3 separate regions of the Mus musculus genome follow, and regions 1 and 3 are each linked to region 2. The links are chromatin loops, found by intact Hi-C in ENCODE. Cell type or tissue: left cerebral cortex. All regions are shown on one strand.

The links. Hi-C counts contacts between places; a loop is a spot of excess contacts. Peaks named below come from ENCODE experiments on the same cell type or tissue, not always from the same donor. Only the 100,000 strongest peaks of a DNase experiment are listed, where the experiment ranks them.
Region 1: it touches region 2 in a loop (3-fold over the local background); 22 of 42 quality-filtered maps call a loop at or near these places.
Region 3: a loop joins it to region 2, with 2.6 times the contacts of the local background. A loop is called at or near these places in 13 of 42 quality-filtered maps.

What each region holds. Positions count from the first base shown.
Region 1 is chr6:54,226,814-54,231,813 of GRCm38, forward strand. The region is part of intron 6 of Chn2 (chimerin 2); the gene reads left to right. Among named protein-coding and RNA genes, the nearest start is that of Gm15527, 26 kb to the right of the region's middle. In left cerebral cortex, a CTCF peak has its summit at 2,315 (motif pointing left); a DNase peak (open chromatin) is centred at 2,335.
Region 2 is chr6:53,967,239-53,972,238 of GRCm38, forward strand. It overlaps Cpvl (carboxypeptidase, vitellogenic-like), which reads right to left. Exons shown (of 13, transcript NM_001289713.1): 3 at 518-636. Among named protein-coding and RNA genes, the nearest start is that of Cpvl, 8.9 kb to the right of the region's middle. In left cerebral cortex, a CTCF peak has its summit at 1,465 (motif pointing right); DNase peaks (open chromatin) are centred at 1,459, 2,067 and 4,671.
Region 3 is chr6:54,162,867-54,167,866 of GRCm38, forward strand. The region is part of intron 1 of Chn2 (chimerin 2); the gene reads left to right. Among named protein-coding and RNA genes, the nearest start is that of 9530036M11Rik, 13 kb to the left of the region's middle. In left cerebral cortex, a CTCF peak has its summit at 2,131 (motif pointing left); DNase peaks (open chromatin) are centred at 127, 2,118 and 2,583.

The DNA of each region.
Region 1 (5,000 bases), 260 kb after region 2:
AAACCTCTCAAAGGCTCAGAAAATGCTGCCTTAATCTTCACTCCATGTAGACTACTTATAATTAAGATCTCTGAGGTGTGTCCATTACAGCACTAGGTGCCTGCCTGAATCAGCCGGATCTGAAGTGAAGTCATATCACACTTAGTGGCCCCAGCAGGACCCCTGCAGGAAGCAGAAGGCTGGAAGTCTCAAGAGAATTGGTTGAACTGGAAAACTTTCCCTTGGATTATCCAGAGCGGGCCACCACCACTTACTCAAGGGTCCAGGGGTAGCAGGAAGATTCTGGAAGGTTCATGAGAACTGGAGTGGGAACTGATACCCCACATCACTGTCCCTCTCCCAGCCCCCAATTTCTCTCCTTCTACCTTCTGCCTGCACTTCCCATTGGGCAAACCCAGCCAAAGTCCAGGGGCACAGTGCAGGGAGCAGGGTGCAGCCTCCAGGGTCCAGTCTACTGATAGGGGCCAGGCAAGAGAGACAGGAATCAGAGAGAGTGTGGTAGTGAAAAGCGTGGGAGAAGCCAGCCCAAGCACACAGCAGTCCTTATGCCCTTAGTCAGCATGGTTCTCATAGCATCCTGTACAAAGCTAACTGGCTTCCGAAGCCCAGCATGCCTTACATGTGACGATGCTACAGTCCCTTTCTCAGATGGGCTCACGACTGTGTGCTGTGCTTGGGAGCTTGGTTTTGGGATGTTGAGTTTCTCTGTGTCCATTAGATTTAAGTAGAACATTGACCAGTGCCTTTAGCCAAGCTGAAGAGCTGCATTCAATTACACACCCCCTCATACCTACACATCCATGCATATGCACACACAAGCACACACACACTTACAGATATGCACATGAACACATACACACTCACACATGTACACATGCACCCCACACACAGGCATGCACACGCAGCACACAGGCACACACACACACACACACACACACACACACACACACACGCAGCACACACACACACGTAGATGAACACACATGCATGCGGAGCACAGACACACAGAGGGGCGTTGGTGGGGACTGGACCATTGATATAAAGGAGGTGGGACTAGAGCTGCTTGGATTACAGGGTCCAGAAAAACTGCCAATTCTCTCCTCAGGAGGTTCTTTGGAAATAACTGACATAACCAGGTTCCTCTCAGGAGTCAAGGGTAAATGAAGATGAGCGGAGCCTGGCTAGTGAAAATGACAGGTACAGTAATGACTGTGGTCATCCATCTTCCTGCCACGCACACACGGCCATAAAAACGGAACGGAGAATCGCTGCGTGAATGGATTTGAACTAGCTTGATGCTCTCAGGAAGCCAGGATTTACTGGCTATTGTTTTGAAGTCAGAATCTAACCACACGGATTTATCAGGGGTCTGAGCAACAGCTGACCTGGTTGTGGGGTGGGGCAGTGAAGGTGAGGGGAGCTCTCCCTTTATGTAGATGAGAGTTTTGGAAGGAAAACCAACCAAACAACAGACAACGCGTTCAGTCCTCTTGACCTGTGGAGTCAGAGGCTGCTGAGGTTCCCCTATCTAGTGCTACCCGGGCTGAGACCCTGGGCCATGAGCCGGGAGGTAGATCCAGGCAGAGAAGATGGACATTCTACCTCAGCTCGCTGCTTTTCTGTTTCAGAGACTCTTGTTTCCTAGCTTAGACTCTGGCCGTCCTTCCCAGCCCTTCACAGGTGTGCACTGGCTCACATGGAGGCACATTTGATAGAGGCCCCAGGGTGTGCGGGAATTGCCGCAGTTAACTCTGCATGCCCCAAGTAGACGTAACTGGTGGTGACAAAGTGTATGATGCGTTGGTCCTCACCCTTGGCTGCACACTGGAATTTACTGAGGAATTTCAAAAACAACCAGAAGCCATGCTTGACCTTTGTAAAGAGACGGGCGAGCATGTGCAAGGTCCCGGCTTTGGTTTTCAGCACCAGCTGAAATAAAAGAAAGAAGGAACAGAGGCACCAGACATTTATATTTAACTCTTGGTATAAGTCCCAGGCCTGCAATTTTAGAAGTTCCTATTGGTACTAATGTGTAGCAGGAGCTAGGAGCCCCTGCTGTAGAGGAATAACTGACTTTGAGTTAGGTCATCTGTGACCTGGATTGACTTCCAAAAGCCTCAGTTCCCCCCACCCCCTCTCTGTTCTTAGGCTTAGAGCTCTGCAGGAGATACAGGTGTGTGTGTGTGTGTGTGTCAGCCCCTTTACAAACCCTCCTTTATATCCTGTTTTAAAAACAAAACAAACAAAAAACCTCACTTGGCCCAAACATTGGCTATTTTCTGTGCAACACTGCCATCTTGTGGTAGACAGGAGGAGTGTGCTATACTTTGGACAACCTCAAAGATCAAACTTGGCAGATGTGGGAGTAATGAGCATGAACAACTTTTCAGCAGTGAACTCGCTGAAGCATCCTCACTTCTTTGGGGTTTATAGCGCATACTTGGCTGTCAGGTTGCTGGGGGTGTTTTTCAATGTGTGCTCGCTTGCTGCAAAAGCTGCTCTGCTAGCCTGGGCTGCCCCAGGGATCCGACTGGCTGATTTGGGAGCCAGAAGTGTACAAACTTCTTGGCACCAGAACTTTCTTGGACTGTTTAAACTTACAGAACATCCCAAAGAGTACTTGACTATATCTTATTGCTATTTGCTATATTAGATATTAAATTTCAAATGCTTAAATACTCATTTATTTAGATATAGTACCAGTAGGAACATCTGGTCATCAAGTATACATGGTGCATTTTATGAAGCATAGCCCTGCTTTCAAAAATAAGGAAAATGTTTGCATTTCGGCATTGCTTTGGCGTATATGTAACTCTCAGCATCTGCTTTAGTGGGAGGCTGCCGGAGTCACACGTCTGATCCTGCACTTCACCTGTGATGGTAAACTGTTTAAGTATGGAAGGAAGCCCTGGGCTCAGATATTTGTTGCAAAGAGAAGGGGTGTTTATATAGACGTTTACAGGCAAATCTTTATGCAAAATGAGCAATGTTTAACAAAGGGCAATTTCTTAAGGATTAGTTACAGTAGCAACCACTTAGAAGAACGTTGGTTTAGCATCATGGACTGACCTTCAGGTGCTCCCAACATTGATGGGCCCACCAAAACCTGCTGCTCATAACAGACACCAATGAACCAAGAACCTGATTTCAGGAAGATATGCACGTGCAGGTCTCCAGGGTGGTTTCAGGGGTCACCGCACCACAGCCATCACCTTTGACTGAGGAGGTAAATGATGCTTTACCTGGGCTGCTACCTAACCCAAGCCATACAGTGAGGAGGAATAATGTCCCACAGGACTCTCAAAGGCGTTGCCCTCTGTGAGTGCAGACCCACTTCCAGTGGGTCTGAAGAGGAATCGGCCACATAGAATGGAGCCCTGGTAATTCTGCCATATGCAGATGGCCTTCCTATCTACCTGAAATTGGCTCCAGGAGATGCTCATGTCCCTGGTGCTGTGGGTAGTGTTTGCATGAACCACACACCTCTTCCCAAGTGTTGTGAAGTATCTCTCTGTTACGTATGACGGTGAATACATGTAGATCTATGCAGCTCACAGTGATAATGCATCCCTTAGGAAACTATAACAAGAAGAAGTTAATATATGTTCAAATACATGTTACCCAAGTATTTCCGGTCCTTGGTTGGTTGACTTCATGGATGGAGAAACTGTGAATGGAGATGTGATTGCATAGCCAATAAAGATCCACCAACCTGACCTTTCCCTCCTCCCTACACAGATGAGAAACTGAGGCTCAGAGCTTAAGATGGGGGTGGTGTCTTGTGTCTCTGGCCCAGCACAGGTGTGGCCTTCTGTTCTTGTGTGGTGTCTGTCTGCACACCTGGTCTTCCACCGGTCTCCCACAATGAATAGCTGTCATTTTGCTACTCAGAATCTACTCAACACCTCCTGGAAATGGTACCCTGATGCTCATCCCACACATTCTCAGTTTATAGATGTCATCTTGGAAGAGGATTATAGCTCAAGGCTGATGGGAGAATCACATTGCCCTGGCCACTGATTGGTTCAAGAGTGGGCATTTTATGTGGTTCGGTCACTGCCAGTAGAACACCATAATTTCAGGAAGACTTTTCATCCCTCCCTCTGCCTCGCTGGACTAGGCAAGAAACAGGTTTCCTGTAAGCCCTGAATGGAACTTGCAGAGAAAGAAGTTGAGTCCTAAGGAGAGTTCTGAGCCTCTGGCAGATTTGTTATGCAGCTGGCTGCATTCTCCAGGGTGTAATTTGTTAGTTAATTCTTGGTTCAGCCTTTGGGCAGAGTCTTGGATGTTGGTATTGAAACTAAGTTGCTCCTGTTTTCAAAACTGGAGCTGTGATTCCAGCACCTGCCAGCTGCTCCTTCTGTCCCAGAATCCCTGGCTTGCTTTGCTGTGGACTTTCAGAAGAGAGAAAGCTAAGGTACTGAGATTCGGGTTCATTGTTATTTTGATCAGCTAGTCCAGGCTGTCCTCATAATGGTGAGTTTGGTGAGAACTGAGGACCAAAAAAGTCTAGCGTTCACTGCAGTGAGTAGGAATACAGTAATGATTACAGATGGACTTGTCCACTGCCAGCGAACATACTCCCAACCTTTGCCTCCTGTCTCTAATGAAGTGTGACTGCAAACCTCTTGCTAATTAAATGTATTACGTGAAATTGAGGTAATAGGCTAAGAGACTTGGCAACCTTTAGTGAACTAGGTGTACATGGTATTTCGAAGAAAGGATTTTTTATAACAAATGGGAAAAAATGGACCCCCCCCCCAGCAGATGCCTGTGACAGATAGGTTCCCACTTCCTGACCCTGTCATCCTGGAAGGGATGATGGGAACTGGAAATTCATCGTCTGATGGAAGAAAGAAATCCTGTCTGTGCTTTCTATGAGCTCATTGACCCATATAAATTTGTGGGAACTCTTTTCTGACCAAGTTTGGGAAAAGGGCGAGACATTTGTTTTCTAGTAATAGAAATGAGATAGACCTAACCACATTTTCGGGTGCTTG
Region 2 (5,000 bases):
ACATAACCAAGGGCAGAGGGGACGAAGAAATGCAGGAGAATCAGCCAAAACAAATTGTGTATAGAAATTCCATAATGAAATCTGTTACTACGTCAATGTTATCCTAGTGTTTAACCTGTATGTTCATTTTAAACAAGGAAAGCAAACAGGACTGGAGATATGGATCAGTGAGGAACGTGCTTGTCATGAGGTCATGAGGGCCCACATTTGGATCCTCAAGATCCACATAAAAAGATGGACTTGTAACCCCAGCCTTTCAGGGACAGAGGCAAACAGATCCCTGGGGCTGGTGGCCAGCCTGTTTTCTGGGTTCAATGAGAGACCCTGTCTCAAAAAATAGAGTCAGGGCTCTCGCTTGCACCCACGCATGTGCACGTGCACCCACGCACAAGCGTGCATGCACAGGAACACACCCGAAAACAAATAACAACAAAACCCAGGGGTCTGCGAGCTAGTATTCGCACTCCATCTGGGGTGAGCTGCTCCCTGCTCTCCGCTGCAGGCCTTGGACACCTACCCGAGCCGGAAAGAACCAGAAGAAGAGGTTGCTGTTGTAAGTCTGGTTCACCGTGATGTAGCCGGCATAACTCTTGTCGTTCATTCCAGGGAACGGACTGACCATGCTCTTCCTTTGCCCTGGTGAGGGGAGAGAAAATACAGGGAAGGATTAGAGAACATGTTCTATGAGCCTGCCCGGGCTGGGGGAGACCTTTGCGGGCATCAGGCCAAGATGAGAAGCTAAGAGGGGGCCGACATGAGGGGAACTCAGAACACAGGTTCCAGCCCCCTCCAGCGGCTCCCAGACTTCCCATTCACAGTGAGGCCAAGGTCAAGGGAAGGTGAAAGCGGTTAGGATCCAAGTCTTTGTAGTTTTCTTGTTGTTAGTACCTCGGGTGTTTCCACTTCGCCCACTGAATGGCAGATGCGCCCACAAAGTACAGGGAAACGGACTAAGCAGCTGGGACTCTTGGGGCAGCCTATGGGCCCCACCTTTTTAATAGGGGCACGAAGTCTACTGGTCTCTTATGGATCAGGCCTGAGGGGTCCCAAATGGCTAGAGGCAGGTATCCAGTGACCTCTTTGTTATGCAGGGTGCCAAGTAGAACAGGGACGTTGTGGGAGGGAGAGGCCCTTATTCCAGCAAAGGGGACAGGAAATGAGACAGAGGGCATGGCTCAGTCATGAGTGAAAGCCTCAGATGAGCTGATGCTGATGGAAACTAAGAATTGCAAGGCCATGACACCAGAAAAACAAAGAAAGGTTAGGTAATTTGCCCAAGGTTCCCAGCATTGAAGAAGAACTGAGGCACCCAACCCCTCCCCAGTAGCCGCCGCCAGGTCACCAGGCTGCTTCTGACTGCCTGCTATTGGAAGATCCACTGAGTCCTAGGTATAGCGGACAAGAAGTGAAAGAGAAGCAAAGAGGAACAGGGCAGAAAGGGAACCAGTAGAGGGCATTAGAGCATGTGGGCAGGAGCAGAAGGGAGGCCTGGGAGGAAGAGAAATGTCCTTGAGGGAAGAATCACTCCAGAATGGTATATCACTCTGAGACGAATTAAACAGGAGACGGTTTGAGAGGTCAACATGCCACCAACTAATGATACTGTGGTGGGCATCTCTGCCCTACCTGGCAGCCAGCCACATCACGGACAGAAAAAAAGAAAAAAGAAATCTACCATAGTAAGACTAGTCAAACACACAGGAAGTAATGTTAAATCCAGGGCCTTTCTCCCACATACCACAGCGTTGAAGCCGTAAGCTCCGTTTTGGAAACAGGCATGCCTTTCCAAGGAGGCACACTTCTGACCTCTTTGCTTGTTTCCCCCAGCACAACTGCCTGGCCAGCTTTGTGACCCTAGGAGGCAGCAGCCAGCCTCCCCTGTGCTGTGGTTTCTCGACTAAGACAGGCGCATCCCTTATGGGTCTGCAGGACCACGGAGTCATCATGTACACCCCTGTCATCATGTACACGCCTGTCAAGAGAAGCCAGCTTAGGGGCTCAGGAGATCGCTCCATCAGTTGCCTGGCAAGCATAAGGACCTGGCTTGGATCCCGGGGACCCACATAAAAGAGTCGGCGTATGTGATGGGTGCTTGCAATCTCAGTGCTGAGGAAGCAGAGGTAGGAGGAGCCCAGGGGCTTCCTGGCCCGGCAGTGTAGCCAAATCAGTGTGTTTCAGACTGATCAGAGACCGTGTTGCAAAGGAAATGGATACTATCACTGAGCATGGCACCAGCATTGTCCTCTGGCCTTCACGCTAAGGCGCATCCATACACATGATCCATACACACAGGGGGAAAGAAAAGGAAAAGACAAAGAGGCTGCCTTGCACAGAGCATAGCTACTGTTGTCTGTAAATGTCCTGTGGTGATTGAGATGAGGCAGCAGCTGGGGGAGGAGACAGTGATGACACAAAAGATAGGTCTCAATGGGAAGTGGTCTGAGGGTCCAGCGGGACTAGCCTGCTTTTGTCGGACAGACCTGGTTTATAATCCCTGATGAAGTCACTTACTTCATCTCCAAGAATGTCTTTCTTCTTGAACAAAATGTACACACTGATTACCCAACTACATGCTTTCTGGGAAGAACAACAAAAAGTGCTCATGAATGTGCCTAGGAGGGAACCTAACATAAACCAGGGTGTCAGTCTACAGGAGGTGGGTCTCGTTAGCCTGTGGGAAGTTATCCCTAAAGGAAGCACAGATGTCTGGAAGCTTTGCCCAGTTTGGGCTCTCCCAACTTGTCCCAGGCAGAATTGCTTAACTAGAGCCCCCACTCAATCGCCAGGGGCACTTGTCTCTCTTGTGTCTGAATGTCCCCACCAAAACTCATGTTGGGAACTGAGTCCTCAATTTGAGGTATCAAAAATTTAGTATTTGAGAACCAAGCTTTGGTGGGCGATGAATGTTAATGCAACCATCAAGGGTGGGGCCCTAATCCAACAGGGCTATGGCTGTATCAGAAGAGAAGAACCACAAGTTAGGACCTCCTGTCTTGCTATGATGGCCTGGGCTGGTCCAGGGCTCTATGAAGTGACCATATCCAGGATGGCATCACCAGATCCAGCTTCTGACCTTGGACTCTTCAGCCTTCAGAACTTCAAGCTCAATAACCTGTCATTGTTTATGAGTTGCTTGGTTTGTGTGAATCAGTTGCAGCAACAGAAGTAACAAGGGAGAAAAGGGAAAGGGCTGTAATGAGAAAAAGCAAAAGAGAAAAAAGAAATACAATGTTCTCCCACAACAGTGGTTTGAATAAGAATGGTCCACATAGGCTCGCGTATTTGAATACTTAGTCTCCAGGCACTATTTGGGAAGGACTGGGAGGTGTGGCCTTGCTAGATGAAGTGTGTCACTGGGGTGGGCTTTGAGGTTTCCATCCCCACCGCCCCCATCAGGTTATAACTCTCAACTATTTCTCCAGCACCATGCATGCCTGGCCCACACGCCTTCCTGCTCCATCCATGATAATAATGATCTAAGAGCCTCTGAAACTTTAAGCAGGCCCCAGTGAAATGCTTTCTCTTACAAGAGTTTCCATGGTCGTGGTATCTTGTGACAGCAGTCAGTGTTAACACTGACTAAGACACTGGTCTTGCCTCAGCTCTAACTCTTCCCTCCACCCATCATTTCTCCCTCTTCTTCTACCCTCAAAGCAACGAAAGATCACACGCCAAGGTGGGAAAGCCATTAAAATGCTGAAGAGATACCTTAAGCAAGTCTACTAACCATCATCTCAACATCAGACAAACATCCGTTCCCCAAAAAGAATGAGCAAGAATTAAAACTGAGTCTGGAATGAGTGAGTTACAAACCAGAGGTCCCGGGCGACATGGGATTCAGGGCAGAAGACAGAGAAGAATGGGAGAAGTCAAAGTACACCGAGAAAAAGAGAAAGTGGGTAATAGACAGGAGCTGCGGGGGATGGACTATGGGCAAGAGACGATTGGATCAATCTGTCTCTGAGACCTGAGCAGCACAGGGTCTGCAGGCTGGCTCTAGATGGATTTGCCTGCTCACTTGTCCCTCCCTCCTGGGAATGCCTAAGTCACATCTCTACTAACTTGTACTTAAACATGTCCTGTCCTTTTTCTCCTCCAGCTGAAGCTGTAGGAAGGCAGGGAATTTGTCTTGCTTAATCTCTGAACCCTTGGGACATAGCATGATGGTTCACATACTTAAGACACTCCACAAATACTCTTTAATGAATGAATAATAATGAATGGGCAGATGAATGAATAAATGTATGGGCAGCCACTGACACTGCACCAGAATTAGTGTTTCTACAAACCCCTCTGGAAGACAGACCTTGTCACTGTCTTACCAAATCTTGAAGACTCCTATTCAGTGGAAGAGTGGCTTTGCCCCATTTCATATGTTAAACTCCCATCCACCAAATCACAGTAAGATAACCAAGAGTTTCCTCAAGTAACATGGATTTTAAATATGCTTTTTGTGCCTTTCATCCAACAGACTCATCTGTTAATGGAGTATGAAAAACAGGCTTCCGCATGCAGTTTTTAATCTTTCTGTCCCTGTGACACACAATATAAATGTTTTAAAACCCTGAAGGAAGAAAAGGAAAAAGGTTTCTTTGAAACCATCTCACTTCCTTCTCCTCTGTTTACTGCTGTCGCTAGGATTTGTGACATTAACACTCTGAGAACAGTTGGAGTGTGGCCAGAGAAGGAGTCAGCCAGCCAACTGTGGTATACATAGATCCACCCCCAGTGTAGACAGCACAATTCCATTCCACAAGCAACAAATTAGAACCCAATACCAAACTATCCTTCAGAATTTGCAAAAACAAGATGTTTGTAAAGATGCTCAAGTTCTGCATTTATTTTATTCCAGAACGTAAGGATCTATTTTAGCCTCAGAGAAAGCAAACATGCAATTACAATTATGTAAAATTAAGCTAGCTAATTGGGTATTAAAAAATTAAAAATTCCCCTTGTCTTTCTTTGAACTACTGTTTATCTCGGCAATGTTCTGTTGCGAT
Region 3 (5,000 bases), 200 kb after region 2:
TGTCTGCCACTGCTCCCACTCATGTGTTCTGTTTTTTCCATTTCCCCTTCATCTCACCACACTGTGGCTTCCACCTACCCCACGATCATCAGCCCTCACCCCTCCCACACCCTCTTGCTGCAGCAGGCCTGCCTCCTGCCCGGCCTGTCTCCCCAGAGTGGCCTCTGCCCCTCTCGCCACTTCCCCTTCTGAGTGGCTTTGCCTTGCCCTTTCTTCTCTCCCCTCTGGTTGCCGTCTGCTCATTTCCTTCTCACGCCCTCCAAGGTTGTGTTCTTTCTTGCCAGGCTCTTCGGAGGCCTGTTGTGCACTGAGCATTGACCCTCTGTCATCCCCGTGCTTCATTGTCTGCAGCCACCATTTGCTTGTGGCCTTCCCTTCATAGACACCCAGGGCCAGGCTCTTGTCTGTCCTGCAAGCCTCTCAAATGTGTTCACTTGGCTGTCCCATCGCTGCTTCTTTCTGACATTGGAAAGTGAGGGCTGCCATCTGCCATGCCTGTTTCTTCCACGATTTTCCCAACTGTAGGAAAGAAGTCACCCTCCTTCCCACTGCCAAGGCCATAGACCAGTCTTCCTCTGCCAGGCCAGTACCATGTCCATTTTCGCTGCCTAGAGAAAAGTTTATCACAGGCTCTACTCATTTGCTGTCTCAACATCTATCAAATACATTTCCTCCATTTCCACTGATACAACTGTAGCTCAGATTGTTCACATAATTGATTGGTTGGTTGGTTGGTTGGTTGGTTGGTTGGTTGGTTGGTTGGTTGGTTGATCTCACTGCCACTCACCTTCCCTCATTCCCCTCCTCTCACTCTCTAATCCAGCTTCACACCAACACTGCAATAATCTTTGTGGCTCACACACTGGGTCCTGCATCTTCCCTGTTTACTTCTTCCCTCCTTTCAGTGCAAAGAGTACTTAGCTCCTTCTTCTAACTCTTGGTTTTCTGAGTCCTCTTTACTTCTCTAAGTTTATCTCTAGCCACACTGGGGCCCCAATTTCCATATCAGCATCTGCCTTAGCTAGCAGGCTAGGCCACTTTGTCTCTTGTGTCTTGTCTGTCTTAGGCCATACCTTGGACTGTGTGTCATACCCCAGCAGCCTGTTTGTCCAGAAGGCAGTCCTTGTTGCTGTTGTGTTCTGTATGTAAGTGGCTGAGTGACCCTTCAAGCAGGTGCAGTGTGCTATGGTACCAGAAGCTAGCTGCCTTTTCTCATCCTTCTCTCTAGGACCTTCATCCTTGTGTTTAAATAATACTTGTCTGTGACTGTTATTGCAGGGCCCTGGACAGGGCTACTCAAGGTCAGAGGTGACTGGCCCAAGCAACCTCTGACAGAATGACCCAGTCTAGACCCACTCTCCAAAGTCTGGAAAATAGCACTCTAGCTGTCCTTCTCACACGAAATGTGCACTATGAGTTTGACTTTCATTAGTCAGGGCTTGACTTAATAACGGATGTATCCTAGCATATAGTAATCAGAAAATTTCAAATTCTACCATTTGTACCCAAGTCAGTGTGGGGCCTCCTAGCCTGGCTACAAAGCTATAGCTGAGATCCATGTCCCCTAGGAGAGGCATCTTCTCATTGTCCAACTGTAGGCTCTGTTCAATTACCGGGCCACCTACCTGAGTAAGACATCTTTGTCTAAGCTCATGAAAGAGACCCCGTAGGCTGAAAGTGACATAGACAGCAGAGAACAAGACCCTTGCTTTCACTGTGGTAGTCACTACTATACGGAGATAACTAAACAAAGACATATACATGTACACGGTCAAACATCCTCAAGAGAGCAAAGGCGCTGGGAAGAATGAGAGTGCATGATCTGGGAAGAGTGTCTAGAGGACTCCAGAAAGCTGGTCATGTGGCAGACACCATATGCATTAACTTGACGCATCCAAGGACCAAGAGAAAAGCCAATGTGACTGAGCTATAAGAGAAAAGAAGAGATGAGATGAGAAGGAAGCACCACAAGCAGTTCCCATAGAGCTTCCTACCCGTCTCTCCTGAGCGCTGGTGCAACCAAACCCCCTGGTAGTCATCAGTAAGCCCTTGCTGAATGGAAGGCTCTCAGTACAGCTCAGTGCAGCATCAGTGGCCCAAGCCAGAAGCTCCGTGTGGCCCCAGTGCCCTCTAGTGACCACAAACTCCAGCTCAGGGCTCTTGGTGACCTCTTCATCTCTGCATAGTTCATCTTCTGGCCCAGCCTAAAGATCTAGAAAATTCTGGTAACTTGCAGGGATTTGTCCTCACGAACTCTTCCCTGTAAGTAAAGCTCATTCCAGTAAACCCATGGAGGCAGACAGAGATCATTATAGAAAACTAGAAGCAGTCAAACTTCAGAGTTCTAGAGCTTCATCCCTACTGATACAGCTACAGAATAACCCCCAAACCTAAGGCTCGGGGACCATTGTGAGAGAGGAGGTGCAAAGATGACAAGAGCCAGAGGATCAGGGAATTTGCTGTGGGATTGGGTTTTCTAGGAATGACCAAAGCTAAACCCATAAAGCCTTACCAACAGGACGGTTTAAAACCCGATCAGAACAAGGACAACAACAATAGTCATGCTAAAGTGGATGATGGGACAAGCCCACGCGGCCTTCCGCCCACACAAAGAACTGTAGGCAACTGAGGAATGCTGGGAGCAGTAGTCTTCCCCGGGAAGCACATGGTCAGCCAGAAAACATACATCAAAGTAACATCACACACAGACTGAGCAGGCTATAGTTAGGAATATGTATTTATGTACACATATACATTTATATTTACATTTACATATGCATATACATAACAGCAATTAATAGAAGAGGCCATGAATTTGAAAGAGAGCAAGGAGTGCATGGGAGGATTTGGAGGGAGGAAGGAGAAAGGAAAAATAATGCAATTGTTTTATAATCTCAAAACGAGTTAAAAACAAACAAACAAAAAACACCTGTTGTGCTCCACAGATGATGCACACCAAAACCTTCATTTCCTACTCTAATTTTGTTTTCCAACCCATTTTCAAAGAGAAAGTGCAGAAGGCCCCATTTCTCAGGACAGTGCAGAGAACCTGTGCAGGTGAGAGGCATTCACAAGAAATCTCTGGAAGGTTTCTCATCTAACAGTTTGCAGCGGTTTATTGGGCCTGGCACCATTTAGCCGCTGTGGTCTGCTCAGCTTCACAGTGGCCTAACATGCATCTCAGACCTTCCGAAGCAGGGAGGCAGTCACACAGAAGCAGCACCCTACCCCTGTCACACACGCTGCAGTCACACAGAAGCAGCACCCTACCCCTGTCACACACACTGCAGTCACACAGAGGCAGCACCCCACTCCTGTCACACACACTGCAGTTACACAGAGGCAGCACCCTACCCCTGTCACACACACTGCAGTCACACAGAGGCAGCACCCCACTCCTGTCACAGACACACTGCAGTCACACAGAAGCAGCACCCCACTCTGTCACACACACTGCAGTCACACAGAGGCAGCACCCCACTCCTGTCACAGACACACTGCAGTCACACAGAGGCAGCACCCCACTCCTGTCACAGACACACTGCAGTCACACAGAGGCAGCACCCCACTCCTGTCACACACACTGCAATCACACAGAGGAGCTCCCCACTCCTGTCACACACATTGCAGTACACACAGAAGCAGCACCCCACTCCTGCCACAGACACTGCAGTCACACAGAAGCAACACCCCACTCCTGTCACACACACTGCAGTCACACAGAGGCAGCACCCCACTCCTGTCACACACACTGCAGTCACACAGAGGCAGCACCCCACTCCTGTCACACACACTGCAGTCACACAGAGGCAGCACCCTACCCCTGTCACACACACTGCAGTCACACAGAGGCAGCACCCCACTCCTGTCACAGACACACTGCAGCACAAACAGAGGCAGCACCCCACCCCTGTCACAGACACTGCAGTGCACACGGAAGCAGCACCCCACTCCTGTCACACACACTGCAGTAACACAGAGGCAGCACCCCACTCCTGTCACAGACACTGTAGTCACACAGAGGCAGCACCCCACTCCTGTTACTGTCTTTTGCTCTCAATCGGTCCCAACTCATTCTGGACCCATTAAGCTAATCACACTATAAACCCTGAAGTGCCTTCTCATTGTGTGGCTGCCCTGGAACTGACTGAGAAACCTGTTTTCACGCAATTTCTCTGGAAGAAGTCCCCTGCAGCCCATTTGCAAATGTGTGCATCGATAAATCAAAAGTGGCAGTGGAGGGCTGGCATTTGTGAGAAGGAGAATGGGGAGGTGGGAACCACACAACCCTCCTATTTCTGAGACAATCCCCTGATGCAATCACATAGCTTTATCTGAAACAGTCTCTGAGTAGGAAGGTCTCCTCCAGCTGCCTTATTAGGTCTTTCTCTGGACCAATGCTTCCAGGGCTCCTCATTTCCCAAGCCTGGCAGGAATGTTTCCTCCTCTCCTGTCACTCTCCACTGAGCCAAGGGATGGAAACCGGCTCTCCTGGATGTTTACAGGGTTCCTCTTCGGTTGTCACTTACCCAGGTAGAACACATGCCATCTTTCATTTGTCTTCATTAGCCAGTCCCCAAATTCCTTTCCACTTGCTCCTCTGTGCTTCCACCGTGATGGCTTATCCTGGAGCTGAAAGTCTTGGGATGCGCAGCGTTCCAGCTGCAGCTGACAGAACACCTGGATTTTCCCATCAGGTCACAGCCATGTTTTCAATAGAGCTTCCTGTGTCTCCATCTGGTGCTCTGCAAATAAGTCTTAGCTGTTTGGTCTTAGAGGCATCGCAGAATAAGATCCAGGTTGACACCAGCCTGTGGGGGTCTGGAGCTCACACACCAGCCTGTAAGGGTGTAGGGAGCTCAGCTTTCTTGCACATAGTTCTGAGGTTTCCAATGAACACAACCTTTTCTGTAAACAAAAGCTTTTTTGATACATAGACCTTTCACTCATCTGAGTTCCACTCCTTGAACGACGCAGGTTTAGTTAAAACATTGTTTCCA